Linked DNA regions of Homo sapiens: region 2 is linked to region 1. A link is an interaction called in ENCODE POLR2A ChIA-PET data of the cell type or tissue named here. Cell type or tissue: A673. All regions are shown on one strand. Links, peaks and the distances in the headings refer to the core of each region. The heading gives the core; the rest is flanking DNA.

The links. Peaks named below come from ENCODE experiments on the same cell type or tissue, not always from the same donor. Only the 100,000 strongest peaks of a DNase experiment are listed, where the experiment ranks them.
Region 2: POLR2A ChIA-PET joins it to region 1 with 8 read pairs; 5 of 35 experiments call an interaction of 5 or more read pairs at or near these places.

The regions. Positions count from the first base shown.
Region 1 is chr11:57,478,405-57,486,481 of GRCh38, reverse strand. It overlaps SLC43A1 (solute carrier family 43 member 1), which reads left to right. Exons shown (of 15, transcript NM_003627.6): 15 at 1,240-1,948. The coding sequence ends at 1,386. Among named protein-coding and RNA genes, the nearest start is that of RTN4RL2, 22 kb to the right of the region's middle. RefSeq lists a silencer at 3,138-3,467. In A673, for the core only: a CTCF peak has its summit at 5,979 (motif pointing right); a DNase peak (open chromatin) is centred at 5,951.
Region 2 is chr11:57,768,550-57,776,626 of GRCh38, reverse strand. The region is part of intron 1 of CTNND1 (catenin delta 1); the gene reads right to left. The region is part of intron 2 of TMX2-CTNND1 (TMX2-CTNND1 readthrough (NMD candidate)); the gene reads right to left. Among named protein-coding and RNA genes, the nearest start is that of CTNND1, 11 kb to the right of the region's middle. In A673, for the core only: no CTCF peak of the experiment used is centred there; no DNase peak of the experiment used is centred there; H3K27ac peaks cover 518 bases.

The DNA of each region.
Region 1 (8,077 bases), core at 4,912-7,411:
TTCTGTTGCCCAGTCTGGAGTGCAGTGGTAAAATCACAGCTCACTGCAGCCTCTGATTCCTGGGCTCAAGCGATCCTCCGGCCCCAGCCTTCTGAGTAGCTGCAACCACAGGTGATGGCTACCATACCTGGCTAATTTTTTAAAAAAAAATTTTGTACAGATAAACAGGGTCTTGCCATGTTGCACAGGCTAGTCTTAAACTCCTGGCCTCAAATGATCTTCTCACCTTGGCCTCCCAGAGTGCTGGGGTTACAGGCGTGAGCCACAGTGCCTGACCTCCTAGGAGTCTGTTTTTAGTAAACTCCAGGTGCTTTGTGAAGTGGCCAGTCCTGACTCTTGGGCCTGTGTTCAGGCACCATTGGTCCAATCCAGTTCTACCTAGTGTGGGATCCTGTCTCCAGCACCCCTGAAAGGGGACCCTTCCCTCTTAGCTTAGATACCCTCAGTGGTAGGGCACCCACTCCTGCACGAGGCAGCCCTGCTGCTGTTAGTAAGTCTTTTCCTTACATTGAACTCATCTGCCTCCCTGACGCTGATCTTTCATCTGCCCTGTGGGGCCACCCACACGTAAACCCTCCTCCCAAAGAATTGTGATGAAATAACTGCTTCTATTTACCAAGCACTCACTATGTGCTAAGCATGATGCATACTTTTTTTTAACTTACATCTTCGCCACAACAGCCCTGAGAAGGAGGCACTCAGTAAGAATTGCCATTATTTGCCCAAAGTCACACAGTGAGTAATGCAGAGTGGGATGTGAACCGAGTCAGAGCCCGCGTGTCCTGGGCCTTCCAAGCCTTCTGTCCACCAGGCTGTGCATCCCAGTTCCTTGAACTGTGTCTGAGAGCCTCCTCTCGCCACCCTGAACGGGATCCCATTGGTTAACATCTCCAAAGGTCAGAGGGGTGAGCCCAGAAGGCCCCATTTCGGGAGCAGCCTGACCAGCCCAGACTCCTACAGTGCTGTGCCTTCCTCATACCTACCTAGTGAGTGCCATATGGTGTGGGCACCCACCAGGCCCTGCCACTTGTTATACCTGAGAAGTCTCATCTCAGCCACTTTGCAGAATTGCTGAACATTAAGTGAGATACTGGTGGAACAATGACTACACATAATAAGTACTAGCTGTATTTATTCTGGCTCAGGACCTGGAGAAAAATGGCCGCCTTCTCCTCCCTGTGGGAGGCTAAGGGCAGATGACTACCTACTTGACTCTGTTTCTCTCTCCTTGCCCTAAAGGTGAATCTGGGCCTCCTGCTATTCTCACTCCTGGGATTCCTGTTGCCTTCCTACCTCTTCTATTACCGTGCCCGGCTCCAGCAGGAGTACGCCGCCAATGGGATGGGCCCACTGAAGGTGCTTAGCGGCTCTGAGGTGACCGCATAGACTTCTCAGACCAAGGGACCTGGATGACAGGCAATCAAGGCCTGAGCAACCAAAAGGAGTGCCCCATATGGCTTTTCTACCTGTAACATGCACATAGAGCCATGGCCGTAGATTTATAAATACCAAGAGAAGTTCTATTTTTGTAAAGACTGCAAAAAGGAGGAAAAAAAACCTTCAAAAACGCCCCCTAAGTCAACGCTCCATTGACTGAAGACAGTCCCTATCCTAGAGGGGTTGAGCCTTCTTCCTCCTTGGGTTGGAGGAGACCAGGGTGCCTCTTATCTCCTTCTAGCGGTCTGCCTCCTGGTACCTCTTGGGGGGATCGGCAAACAGGCTACCCCTGAGGTCCCATGTGCCATGAGTGTGCACACATGCATGTGTCTGTGTATGTGTGAATGTGAGAGAGACACAGCCCTCCTTTCAGAAGGAAAGGGGCCTGAGGTGCCAGCTGTGTCCTGGGTTAGGGGTTGGGGGTCGGCCCCTTCCAGGGCCAGGAGGGCAGGTTCCCTCTCTGGTGCTGCTGCTTGCAAGTCTTAGAGGAAATAAAAAGGGAAGTGAGAGACTGGCTGGTGTGCGCCTGTCTTTGGCGGTTGGTGGGGGGTGTCTTCCCACACCCCCATCCTTCTTCACCCAGGCTCAGCTGGGCATTAACTAGGACGCTTGGCATGCCAGCCCGTTCGCCTCTGGCTGTCTGGCTCACCTCCCTGTTCCCAACCATGCCCTGCCCTTAGTGCTTGGAGGGAGTCCAGCTCCTGCCCCCTACTTCCCAGGATTTGGGGTACATCCAGGAAGCTGGCTTTTCTCCATACAGAGGATTAGGACAGAATGCTTTAGAAAGAATGCTAAGGTATGACTCAAACTTCCCACCATAGCATCCCTAGGGCCTGCCGAAAGTAACACTTTTTTGGAGTCTCCTATTTTATCTTAAAACTTTATGCAAATTTTGAGCTTCCTTGTTATACTATATTTACATTTACCTTTAACATTAAAGTGAGGCTTTAAAGTAAATAAATAAATAACGTGAAGCTTTAAAATTATCTATATCAAGAGAAGACACCATCAGTGAGGACAAGAGATCCTGCAGAAAGACATACCTTATTTATCCAGCCCTGCACCTGCTTGTGCCTCTGGGACATAAGCCCTGGAGGTTAGAGCAAGTCCCCAAATGAAGGGAAAACTAACATTGGTTTAGGATCTGTCTGTTCTACACAGCTATCTCATTTTATCCAAACTATAGCCTAAGAGGTTGGTGTTGTCATTCTTTCTTGTCGCTGTAGGAAACAAGCCCAGAGAGGTTAAGGCACACACCCAAGGGCACACAGTGTTAGGTGGTGGAGCTCAATTTGGAACCTCGGCAGTCTGTGGAAAGGATAGCTCTGCAGAAAGGAGGTCCCAAGCTTCTTTCCGGTTCTCAGCTGCTCCTGGGGCCAAGAGTGACCTCAGAGGCCTTGGCCATCTCCCCCACCTCCAAAGGTTGGCTCTGTAAGACAGCATTCCAGCTAAGCCATTTTCCCTCCCTTTGTCTTTGTTTCTCTTGAGAAGTTAATAAGAGAGACTGTCCCCTCCGTTTTCAGATAGGAAAACCTGTCCTCAGGGGTCTGGAGACTTGGCAAAGTCACATCGCAGATCCCTGCTGCTCTGAGCCCAGACTCCCGACTTCCAACACTGACTTTTTTTGTTTTTGTAAAGTACAAAATCAGAATTGGCTAGCACCCACCAGCGGGTTCGGCTGGCTTTCAGTAGGCTTGCCGGGGTCTCTGCACTCTGTGTCCGGGATCCTCAATTTGCGAATAGTCTGGGGAGGCTGAGCGCGAGCCAGGAGCGGACCCGGGGGTGGGGGTAAGCGCCACGTGCGCGCCAGGTCCTTGGTGTGCCCGGCAGGCGGCGCTGCGTGGCTGCGGCTGGCTCCGAGGGTGCGGGGGGCGGCGACCCGGGAGGGAAAACCCCTGCCTCTTCCCGGGGCTTGCTCTGCCCGTCCTTTAAACTCGCCCTACACCCTCCCCGACTCCCGTCCTTGCAAGCGTTATCTGCAGCCTCACCGGCCCTCGCAACGGTGGTGGTGGTTGGTGGGGGGTCTCGAAGCTTGCCTCTGGCCAGCCGGACCCCGGTGGGAGATGGAGGCAGAAATTCCGGCCTCCTAGGAGAAGGGCGTCTGCTCACTCCCCCACTCCCCGGGGCTTGGGGAGGGGGCTGGGCAGGGGCGGAAGCGAGCTGGAGCCGTGTTTGTCGCGGCGCTGCGGAGTGGAACAGATGGCTGGGGAGGGGAGAGGGTGCGTGGCGGGGAGGAGGAGGGGTGCGGGGGCCGGAGGATAGGGAACGAGGAATTTCGAAGCCTGGAGTCTCCCAGGAGAAGCCCCCCTCCCCGTCTTTTCCCAGAAAGGGGGGCATATATGCGCCTGCCTTTTTCCCGGAGAGCCCTGGCCTCTGCCCTGTGGCAGACCCTGCCGCGCAATCCTCTGCCCCAGGGCGCGCCCCTCACCCCCAAACCCCCGCCGCGGGACGGGGTGGCGGGGTCAGGACCGCCAGGAGCGGCCCGGGTCGCGAGGGTTAATGGGGCCGCCCTCCCAGGGGCGAGGAGGCGGCGGGAAACGGGCTCGGGGTGGGGAACGAGTTCTGGGATCGCAAATAGCAAAGGAAAAACATGTTAATTGGAGCTTTATGCAGATGAGCTAGGACTGGGGACTGTGGGGTAGAAGGAGGGACAAGGTCGGACCTCGAGGAGCGTTGGTGGGCTCTGGCCGGGGGAGTGATGGACGCCTATCCAGGTATCTGCGTGTTGAGCCTCCCGGGAAGGCCGCTGGTGCCCGGGGATGAGAGGCTTCCTCTCTGACCCACCCCCCAGAAACAAGGTTGGGGGCTCTCCAGGGTCTCCACGTCCTCGGTCTCAGATTGCCACGAAGAGAGGGCGGGGTGCACCCTGCAAGTGTCTGCTTCGGTTTCTGGCTGCTGACCTGTCTCACCTTGGCTGTGGCCCCCTCCTCCCCGGTCTGGCTTGGTCTCCACTCACTTTGCCTCCTCTATCTGTTACTCCCCACACCTGGCATCACCCTTTCCACTCGGTATTGTCTGAAACCTTCCCCAAGTGTGACCCCTTCCCCCTTTGCATTTTCCTTTCTGCCCCCCACAGAACCACTCCACCTTTGAGGCGTGTCTCAAACTTTGGAGTGCTTCATAACCCACCTCCGCTTGCTAAAATGCAGATTCCAGGGCCCCCTTAGCTATCTGATTCAGCAGATCTGAGGGGCTCAGGAATCAGCTTCCTACTTAAATCAGATGCAAAAGGCCCTTATTTTATAGAAACACTGGGCAAGGGATTGGTGGGCTGGAAAGATTGGGTAAGTCTCCTTTGACAGCCCCCACCCCTTCCTCAGTGCTCACCTCTCCACACAGGAGAATTGAAACTTTCACCAAGTGCAGTCCTCTCTGCTTCTGTATGATGATACCAGGCGTGGAGAAGATGGAGGGAAGGAAGGAAGGAAGGAAGGAAGGAAGGAAGGAAGGAAGGGAGGGAGGGAGGGAGGGAGGGAGGGAGGGAGGGAGGGAGGGAGGGAGGGATGAAGGAATGAGTCTGTGCCTGGCTCTTCTCTCTCTGAGCAGGGTCTTCCCTTCCTCTCTCCACTGCCCACTTCCCTCCCCTCTGCTAGGGCTTCGCCATCTATCCTCCTCTCTCACTCCACCAGCCTTGCACACTTTCTTATTTCTCTGCCACCTCCTCACCTGAAGTTTCTACAAAGGCCAAAGGATCTTGAGGTGGGGAGTTTGGGCCTGAAGAGAAAGGGGAGAACCAACCAAAGTTCCTACCTTCGAAGCAATAGCCAGAGACATCTTTGGGGTTGGAAGAAAAGCTGGAAGAGGGAGGCAGAACTTGAGGAAAGAGAATAATAACAGCAAGCATGTAGGTCACTTTGCCATGGGCTATTGCACTGAGTCCCCACAACAAATTGATTTAGGCTGGCACTATTGTCCCCAGCTTACAAAACAAAAACAAACCCACAGAACTCTAATGTTCAGAGAGGTTAAGTAACTTGCCCAAGGTCACACAGCTTACTAGTGGGAACATAACTAGGTCATTTACCCTTCTACTGTCCCAAAACCGTTTCTCCAGAGGCCACTGAATATCTGTCCCAGGCCTGCCCTCCTGCAGGGGCAATGGGGTTGGAGAAGGGCATCATGTACAGAGGTGAAAGGAGATGCTCAGTTTTCAGAACATCTGACAAGTCTATCTGGAAGCATTAAAAATTCATATAGAAACCTGACCCCAGCTGGACCTTGGGCCTGCCACCTGGTCTATCCCTGGCCTCCTGGACTCTCAGAGTCTGTTGGGAAATTTCCCTTCCACAGTGTCCTGAGAGTCCCAAGTCTGTATTTCATTGGAGAGGAGTTCCTCTCGGATTAGGGATCGAAAATTGGGAGCCCGCAGCTAGGGAAACAGGGCTGAGAACCGTCCCCCCCCTACTCTGGGTGTAAGAACCTTAGAGGCTTAAGGGCTTATAAACCTTATCATCTGGTGTCCTAGTCCTCTCCCCAGGCGGTTAGATGCTCATTCTCTGTTCTAGACGACTGAAGCCTGGCTGTGCTTCCCAAGGTGGCCAGTCGGGGGCAGCCGTCTGCTTGGAGGGAGCCAGAGCCTGAGCCTCTGTCTGCTGCTTTGAAGAACCCCTGTATATGGTCAGAGAGGTGCAGTCTTGGCCTTGGGAAAGGGCTCTGGAGTCTGAGATCTGAGGAGGGGGAAGAGGTTTCCTACTTCAGGAGAGACTGAGAAATTTTAGGGGGGCACTCAAAGTCGGTTGGTGGGTTTCACATACATGATAACTGGTGGCCAGTATGATACAAACGTTCTAGCTGGAGTGAAGGTTTGGGATGAGATTGTGAGAGAAAAGGCTAGAAAAGCAGTTGGTACCAGACTCTGAGGGATCTTTGATGCTCTGCTAAGGTGTTTTACCTTTACCCTATAGGCATTAGGAAGCCATTACAGGCTCCTGAGTGACATCATAACATATGCAAATTTTGATCAGATGAATCTGGTCACCACGGTATGGCTGGGTGGGAGGGAGGGAGAGATTCCATGTAGGAAACCAGCGAGGAGGTTATCGCAGTTTTCTTTTATATTCCAGGCATGAGGTAATGAGTAGCTGGAGCAGGGAGGTGGTGGGGAGAATGGGAAGGAAGGGATAGACTGTGGCTGGGTGGGGGACTGGGTAACTGAATAGATGCAGGAAATTAGAGAAAGGGAGGAGTTAATTACAACTAGGCTGGGTGTCTGGCAGACGAAAATGCAGAATGGGGGTACACTCAGAATGTGGGAGGTGAATGAATTTTGCTTTTTTCAGGGGATAGAGGAATCTCAGACAAATCCCTTCCTTTCTATGGCCTCAGTTTCCCCATCAGAGCATTGGTGGGGGTTGGGCTGGATGGCCTTGAACATCCCTCCTATCTCAGGGTGTGTGGGTCAAGGTGGTGAATCTGGGTTGTTTGGAGAGTTTGGGGGTCTGCGCATGTGAGATCGCTGGAGGTGATCTCTGCTGGGTCCTGATTGAGTGGGTGTGCATGTCAGTGTGCATGTCAGAATTTAGGGGACACCTGCCTGTTTGTGGGACCCGTGGGTGGTTGGTGTGCTTGCACGTGCTACATGGCTCTGCTTGGTGCGAGTGTGTGTGAGAGCTCGGGAGTGTGGGTGTGCACGTGATGGGCGTCCGTGGGTCTGTCTGGGCTGGTGGTGGGAGGGGTGGGGGTTGGTGGAGAGTGGCTTTGCTTCAGGCTTCTTCCTGAGGCTCACACACTCCTCTTGCTTTCACTGTTCTGAAATAGCATCTGGACCGATGGCCCATGAATATTTCACAATGATAATTCTATGACCTGGACAGCCTGCCTCTAATTTACCAGCAGCTCCCCTCCCCCTGCCCAGGCCCCAGCAGCCCCTCCTCCACCAGAGCTCTTGTCTGGCTGTCCCTCCAATCCAACCCATTAACCTCCTCACAGCCAGCCTGACACAAGCCCCTGCAAGACCCCAGACTCCGAGCTCCCTGGGTTTCTGACCAGCTGCTCTCACTCTCCCCCAGCCCACCCCACACCCTTAACCGGAGTCTACCTGCCTCAGGCTTAGATGCTGATTTCTTCTCCTTTCTTCTCTTCTTCTCAAGATCATTTGACCTCCCTAGCCAGAATCACAGAACCTCAGCCTGCTTCCTCAAGCCCTAGCATCTAGGCCCCCTCTATCTTTCTATTCCCACCTCCCAAGCTAGATTTTTTTTTTTTTTTTTTTTTTTTTTTTTAGACAGAGTCTCTGTCACCCAGGCTGGAGTGATTCTTGTGCCTCAGCCTCCTGAGTACCTGGGACTATAGGCACCCGCCGTCACGCCTGGCTAATTTTTTTGAATTTTTAGTAGAGACGGGGTTTCTGCCATGTTGGCCAGGCTGGTCTTGAACTCCTGACCTCAAGTGATCTGTCCACCTCAGCCTCCCAGAGTGCTGGGATTACAGACGTTGAGACATCACACCCCACTCCAAACTAGATTCTTAAAAAAACATTTTTAAGAGACTCAGTCTCGATATGTTGTCCAGGCTAGTCTCAAATTCTTGGCCTCAAGTGATCCTCCCACGTCAGCCTCCCAATTAGCTGGGATTACAGGTGCAAGCGACCACACCCTGCCCAAGCTAGATTCTTAGCTCCAAATTCAAACTACCAAACTTC
Region 2 (8,077 bases), core at 2,106-4,605, 290 kb before region 1:
AATAATGAATGGATATGAAGAAAGCCTCTGGAGGGCCCAAGACCTAAGCTGAATACTCAATGGGTAGGAAGGATGAATCTGTTTTGCTGTCTAACTTCCCACACCCCTCTTTCTCCAAAGCAGGCCCAATGCTGAAAGAATTACAGGGAGGCGAGGCAGAAGAATGTGACTGGGAAAGGTTTAGCTACATTCCAACTAGCCAACATCCCACATAGCATTAAGAGTGCCTGAGAATTCAAACCCACTACATAAGAGTTGCTGAGACTCTGCTAACACACATCTAATTCCTGTGCCACCAACCCCCACCCCCAAACACTCTGAAGAGTAATTGAGATAGCTTGATGAAGGCACCAGCTGTTTCCACCACCACCCTCCCTCGCTCCCTCCCCTCCTGAGACCTCAGTTCAAACTCACATCAAACACTTAATACAATTGACTGGTCAGTAGGAAGGAGAAGCCTGAACTAAAATAGCAGTAACAGTGCCAACTGGCCCCACTTAGAAGGAATGCTTTCTTGGCTCAATTCAAAAATAAGAAACCTCTGTCATCCACTCCCCTCTGCCCAATTATGTTCTCCTTTCCACAACTTACCCCGCTCCGTGTCAAATGAGTTTCAGTTTCTTCCCTCCAACTCTTTGGTGTATTTTCAAATGTCAGAAAATACAAGGGAGGTGTATATAAGGTTGAATGTAAAAGTAACGTCTGAGAGATTAGGCTTCCCAGACTAAACTCAAACCTAGTACAGGGCTCCCATATAAGAACAAGGAAACAGGAGCACACACAGCACCCATCTACATGTTTCAAGTAAGGAAAAGAGTAAACCTTAAGCGGCTATACACGAACATTAGTGGTAACACGATTACTAACATAACCAGCCCCTCCCCCACCCATATTCCAAGTTGGCCAGAGTTAACCAAGGAGGAAGGGAAGGAAGCCAGCGCTTCCTTTTCAGACAGGAAGTAACATTGGCCCTTCCTGTCCAGTTTTAAACAAATTGTCCAGCTAAATTTCAATGCTAACATCCTCTCCTGAATTTGTTCCACAATTTAAAACCACAGATACAGTCTAAAGTTTTCCCTTCCTCCCAATAGGCGAGTCCTCCATACCATGCTAAGTGTTGGCATAACCCCCAAATCAAGAGGTAACATCTTTAATTCCAAAACAATACAGGACACAGAGGTAAATCACTTCACTTCAAATTAACGACCTTCTCGTCATGTCTACTACAATAAACCATCTTCTGTACTTCTCTTGTTTTGTGTGTGTGTGTGTGTGTGTTGTTTTTTTTTTTTTTCGAGACGGGGTCTCCCTATATTGCCAAAGCTGGTGTCAAACTCCTGGGCTCAAGTCTCTCCTTAGCTTCCTAAGTAGCTGAGACCAAAGGCACAGGCCACCGTGCCTGGCTCTACTTCTCACCTTAACTAAATAACCATCCACCTGAGAAATAACATATACATGTAAGCTTAATTCAAATATTCAGGTTTTGTGATCCTCAAACGTGAATGATCAGAATCACCTAGGGAGCTTTTTGAAAAAATTAAATCCCCCCTCTACATCAGTTTCTACAGGGAAGTCTGGGAATTCATGTCTTAAAAAAAAAAAAAAACCCTCATAGGCTGGGCATGGTGGCTCACACCTGTAATCCCAGCACTTTGGGAGGCTGAGGCAGGCAGATCACCTGAGGTCAGGAGTTTGAGACCAGCCTGGCCAACATGGCAAAACCCCACCTCTACTAAAAATACAAAAATTAAGCAGGTATGGTGGCGCATGCCTTAATCCCAGCTACTCAGGAGGCTAAGGCACGAGAATCACTTGAACCTGGGAGGCGGAGGTTGCAGCGAGCCAAGATCACGCCACTGCACTCCAGCCTAGGCAACAGAGTAAGACTCCATCTCAAAATAAATAAATAAATAAATAAATAAATAAATAAATAAACCCTCATAGACTCTTATGGCCTGTTGTGAACCACTGTAGTGGCCTATCCCTAACAACCCACTGACTTTCTTGCTAAAAGGGCACTGGTTATAAAATACATTATTTGGGCCAGTTTTACTGCTCACCAGACAGCTCAGATCATTATTCAGTCTAGATTAGAGGCTCTTTGAAAGCATGAATCTAAATATAAGGATGGCTGGAATGGCACAGTCCTAACTCCTGTACTGCAGACTTAGAACCTAGAAGGAAGAACTGTCTCACTTGCCAGCACCATCTTCTCTGGAATCCCGAGTTGCTACATTGTAGGATATCCCTCTGTACACTGCAGATTGGAGAACACAATTATGTTTAAAACATCTTAGATGGCCTTCAAGGAACAAAGAGCTATGCCAAATTTTCAAAACCTGGTTGCATATTCTATCCCAAAAGAACTCCAAAGTCTTAAATCTACCATTAAAGACCCTAGATAATTCTAAACCACTTGACAACAGAGAGAGAACCAGAAACTCTGGATCCAAGTGGTTACCTCTGACACTTATGCAAGCCACTTTAACTTCTGGTTTGAGTAAGAGCAAGCGAATAGCAAAAGGTCTTTAAAAGAACTAAAAAGTGAAATATTCCCACAAGTAAACATGTGTCACCGAAGACTCAAGAAAGAAGAATGGCATTAAAAGACATACTCTCTCCCAGATCCCAAAGTCAAACAATAAAGGTACATTTAAAACAAAACCAAAAATAAAATTGTTTTGTTTTTTGAGACGGAGTCTCACTCTGTTGCCCAGGCTGGAATGCAATAGTGCAATCTCAATGCAACCTCCGCCTCCAGGGTTCAAGCCATTCTCCTGCCTCGGCCTCCTGAGTATATGGAACTACAAGTACCCACCACCACGCCCGGCTAATTTTTATATTTTTTTTTTAGTAGAGATGAGGTTTTGCTATGTTGGCCAGGCTGGTCTCTAACTCCTGACCTCAAGCGATCCGCCCACCTCAGCTTCCCAAAGTGCTGGGATTACAGATGTAAGCCACTGCACCCAGCCAAAAAAATTTTTTAATTTAAAAAAAAAAAAAAAGACATAGCCAGGCGTGGTGGCATGCACCCATAATCCCAGCTACTCAGGAGGCTGAGACAGGAGAATCACTTGAACCCAGGAGGTGGAGGTTGCAGTGAGCCGAGGTCGTGCCATTGCACTCCAGCCTGGGCAACAAGAGCTTAAACTCCGTCTCAAAAAAAAAAAAAAACATAATCTCAGGTACTCTCAGGCTGGCCACAGTGACTCATGCCTGTAATTACTGCACTTTGGGAGGCCAAAGGAGGAGGATCACTTGAGCCCAGGAGTTCGAGACCAGCCTGGGCAACATATAGAGACCATGTCTCTACAAAAAACACAAAAAGTAGCCAGATGTGATGGAGGCTGAGATGGGAGGATCATTTGAGCCTGGGAAGTCAAGGCTGCAATAAATTATGATCATGTCACTGCACTCCAGCCTGGATGACAGAGCAAAGCTCTATCTCAAAAAACTCTCAAGACAACCACAAACATCTCACACCATCTATATATGATGAAGTAATACATATAAACCAGTTGTTTAAAACAATTTCAAAATTTTGGGTAATCTCTGATTGCCTGGATTATTTCCCATGCAAGACGATACAGTTACCTGAACAAAGGAGGAGATGGGAAGAAAAAAAGTTTCTTGGTTGAGGGCATCCCTAATATTAAGTAACCAGATGACAACCAGATAAGCATAATTAAAGGAAAGAACAGAGGGTAACCAGGTTAAGAGCCAGGGCTAAAAACTCCAAAGAGAGAGGAGGAGACGGGTGAGAGAAAGAGAGAGAAAGAGGGAGAGGGAGAGAGAGAGAGGAGACAGAGCGAGACAGAGAGAGAGAGAGAGAACGAGACAGAGACTCTCACTGAGGGACAGACCAGCTAAACCAGAAATCTTAAGAGGGAAAGTAACAGTGTGTGATTCAAGACATAGGTATTCAATCAAATATCCTTTTACTTTCGTATATGCATGGAACATCAAATCACTAAATAGTTGGTGCTTCTTCCTCAACTCCAAAGTCAACTAGGTAAAGTGGCTCAGGATGTGCTTTAATAACCTCTAATGCCTAAACAAACATAAGGAAAGTTAGTTTCAGGGATAATCATCTCTCCCAATGTGCAAGACAGAAATACGGATATGGTGACCTATAAAGGGGTCCTCAAAGCCATGAATTCTCAACAATCAGGGCATGGGGAAACAGGAGCTTTTTGGTCAAATGAGCAAAAGGAGAAGCAGCAGACAAGTGGGGCAAGCCTATTTGGTCAAAAGCACATAAACCAAACCAATAAATTTTGTCCTCAAAAGGAAACTGTACAGGTCTAGGCTGTCACTCCTGCTTATAGAAAACTGACTAGTTAGATAAGAAGATGGAGAAATATACAGTATTTCTCTTGGAAAGAAAAATTTGGGGGCTGGGCACAGTAGCTCACACCTGTAATCCCAGCACTTTGGGAGGGCGAGGCAGGCAGATCACTTGAGCTCAGAAGTTTGAGACCAGCCTGGGCAACAGGGAAAAACCCTGTCTCTACAAAAAAAAAAAAAAAATACAAAAATTAGCTGGGTGTAGTAGTGCATGCCTATAGTCCCAGCTACTCAGGAGGCTGAGGTGGGAGGATGGCTTGAGCGTGGGAGGCGGAGGCTGCACTGAGCTGAGATTGTTAACACTGCCGAGACAGACCTTGTATCAAAAAAGAAAAAAAAAAAAGAAAAAGAAAAATTTTGATCCCACTTCCCAAAAACATATCAGCTTATTCTAAGTAGCTGCCTTATTATCATTCTCTAAGACAAAGGTAATCAACCTATGCAAAATCTGCTACTATGCAAATTATCTGCTAACTATACTTTCATGGAGATTCCACAATGGGAGAAATATGGAGGTTGGGTCAGGTGCTACCTCAAGTTACAAGAAAGACACAAAAATTCGGTAACAGCCGTTGTCTCTGGGGTTTGAAGTGGAGATAATTTTTCTTTGTACAATATAGTATACAACAAGACCCTACATTATTCCCCTTCCCCCAAAATACATTCCCATTGGTCCTCTCTGGACAGGTCTCTTACTTCTCCTTCCCTCCCCTCAATCTCTTTTGTTCATTGGCAATAACCAGCCTCAGGGCCTTTGCACTTCCTACTCCTCATATCTACATGACTCCATCCTCCATTTCTCTTGGTCTCTCTCAAACATACCTTACACATGAGACCCTCCCTGACCACTCTATATAAAATAACCTCACCCCCACCCTGAGACGTTCTTTCCTCCATACTACTCATTCTACTTTACTTTTTTCTCAATAATATTACCACACTCTGACATACTACATATTTACTCGCTTATTATTTGTCTCTCACAACTAGAATGTAAGCTCTTTGAGAACAAACAGTAGGTCTATTTTGTTTATTGTTGTACTTCAGTGTATGGCATAAACAGACTCTCAAATTTCTTTTGAATGGAGATGTTTTACTTCCTTCTTCAATGAATACAAAAAGTTAAATTTTAGAAAAAAAAAACAACTTTCTTTTCTTTTTCTATACTTTTTTTTTTCCAACTGTGATCTTAGTTAGGCCTATGAAGAGGCCTAGGTAGTCTTACCTGCCTATTTGGCTGACCTTCAGCACGGTAGACATCCAAGAGGCCAACTGTGCCCCAGTTAACAAAGTAGTCAATAGAGAGCAGAACAGCAATGAGGTTACAGAACTTCCCCCATTCCAACAAAGCAGGAAATAAATCAGATTGGCACCAATTTCTCTTTTAAAATAGGCTATTTTAAAAGTGTACTGAATATACACCAGCTACTTTATTTCAATGAGATTTACTTCACTTGCAATGAAATGGGAACTGCAGGTGCTTTGATAAAGGTATTGAGAAGTTGACCTAGTTTCTATAACAATGTCTTATGTCCTCAACCATGAGAATATATTTTAGTTTCTTAAAATATGAGCTTCCTAAAACAAAAATCTTTTCTTTTCTTTTTTTTTATTTTTTTATTTTTTTTGAGATGGAGTCTCACTCTCTCGCCAGGCTAGAGTGCAGTGGCGCGATTTCGGCTCATTGCAACCTCTGCCTCCTGGGTTCAAGGGATTCTTCTGCCTCAGCCTCCTGAGGAGCTGGGACTACAGGCATGTGCCACCACGCCCAGCTAATTTTTGAAATTTTAGTAGACACAGGGTTTCACCACGTTGGCCAGGATGGTCTCAATCTCTTGACCTCGTGATCCGCCTGCCTCGGCCTCCCAAAGTGCTAGGATTACAGGTGTGAGCCACCGAGCCCAACCGTGTAACAAAAATCTTTCTTTTTTTTTTTTATTTTTTATTTTTGAGACGGAGTCTCACTCTGTTGCCCAGGCTGGAGTGCAGTGGTGCGATCTCCACTCGCCGCAACCTCCACCTCACAGATTCAAGCAATTCTCCTGCCTCAGCTTCCCGAGTAGCTGGGATTACAGGCGCCCGCCACCACGCCCGGCTAATTTTTGTATTTTTAGTAGAGACAGGGTTTCACCATTTTGGCCAGGCTGGTCTCAAACTCCTGACCTCAGGTGAACCACCTGCCTTCGGCCTCCCAAAGTGCTGGGATTACAGGCATGAACCACCACCGCGCCCAGCCACAAAAATCTTTTCACTCCACAAAGATACCTCCTAATGTGCTACTGCACTACAACATAGAACAACATAGAAAGCATAAATAAAACAGATGATTTACTCCGGAGAAAGTAATTTTTTTTTTGCTCAACTGTCAACTAAACCAAAATGAGTAATTAATCAAGAAATGCAGATGAAATCTAAAAATCAAAGATAAAACCAATCTGAATCACTAGAAGAGATCAGTCTTCTTGGATTACAATTGTATGCCTAAACTAGATCTAACTGAAATGAAGTGGTATCCTAACAGTTGTACCTTTAGCACATGGGTACAAGAAACAGAAATACGTCTTTATGTTAACTGTTAGTGAGGCAAAGCAACGCCCATGAAGACCTAAGGGAAAACCTAAAGGGAAAAAAAGGAAACCCAACCTAAAAGAAAAAAAAGATAGGGGAGGCAAGAGGAGGCAAAGAGAGACAAAGGAAGACACCACAGAGAACAGGAAAGCAAAAGAAAAGGAGAAAATACAGGAGAATTGGTAGAAGAAATTATAGGTAAAATAAATGTGAGGAACTGAATGTGGGAGGCTACAGAGTGCCAAAAGAAATTAGCTTAAATAGCCAGGCAAGGTGGTGTGTGCCTGTAGTCCCAGCTACTCCAGGGGCTGAAGTAGGAGAATCACTTGAGCCCAGGAGTTGGAGACAGGGCAACATACCAAGACTCTGTCTCTCTGTTTTTTTTTTTTTGAGACGGAGTCTCGCCCTGTCGCCCAGGCTGGGGTGCAATGACATGATATCGGCTCACTGCAACCTCCACCTCCCGGGTCCCGGGTTCAAGCGATTCTCCTGCCTCAGCCTCCCGAGTAGCTCAGATTACAGGCATGCACCACCATGCCCAGCTAATTTTTTTTTTTTTGTATCTTTAGTAGAGACAGGTTTTCACCATGTTGGCCAGGCTGGTCTCAAACTCCTGACCTCAAGTGATGCGCCTGCCTCAGCCTCCCAAAGTGCTGGGATTACAGGTGTGAGCCACCGCGCCCAGCCTCTGTCTCATTTTTAAAATAAAAATGTAAAAAAAAAAAATTATTCAAAGAAATTGGCTTAAGTACTATTTAGAACACTAGTTTCATGGGTTCTTAAGTATGAAGAAAAGGGAGGAAAAGAGAAGGAAAATTCCTAGGCTGGAATAAACCCGCAAGTTTCTAGGCAAGGTTGTATCTAACACATATGTATTTCCCACAGACCACAGCTTGGCTTTTCCACATATAAAAGCTGACTCCTTTCTTAGAAGCACACTTCTCACAGGAAGCATTCATGAACTCATGTCAGTTTTATAAATGTCCACAAATAAGGGTTGCAAATACAGAATGATGTCTGGCTGGGCTTGGTGGCTCACGCCTGTAATCCCAGCACTTTGGGAGGTCGAGGTGGGCGGATCACGAGGTCAGGAGATCAAGATCATCCTGGCTAACACAGTGAAACCCCGTCTCTACTAAAAATACAAAAAATTAGCCAGGCG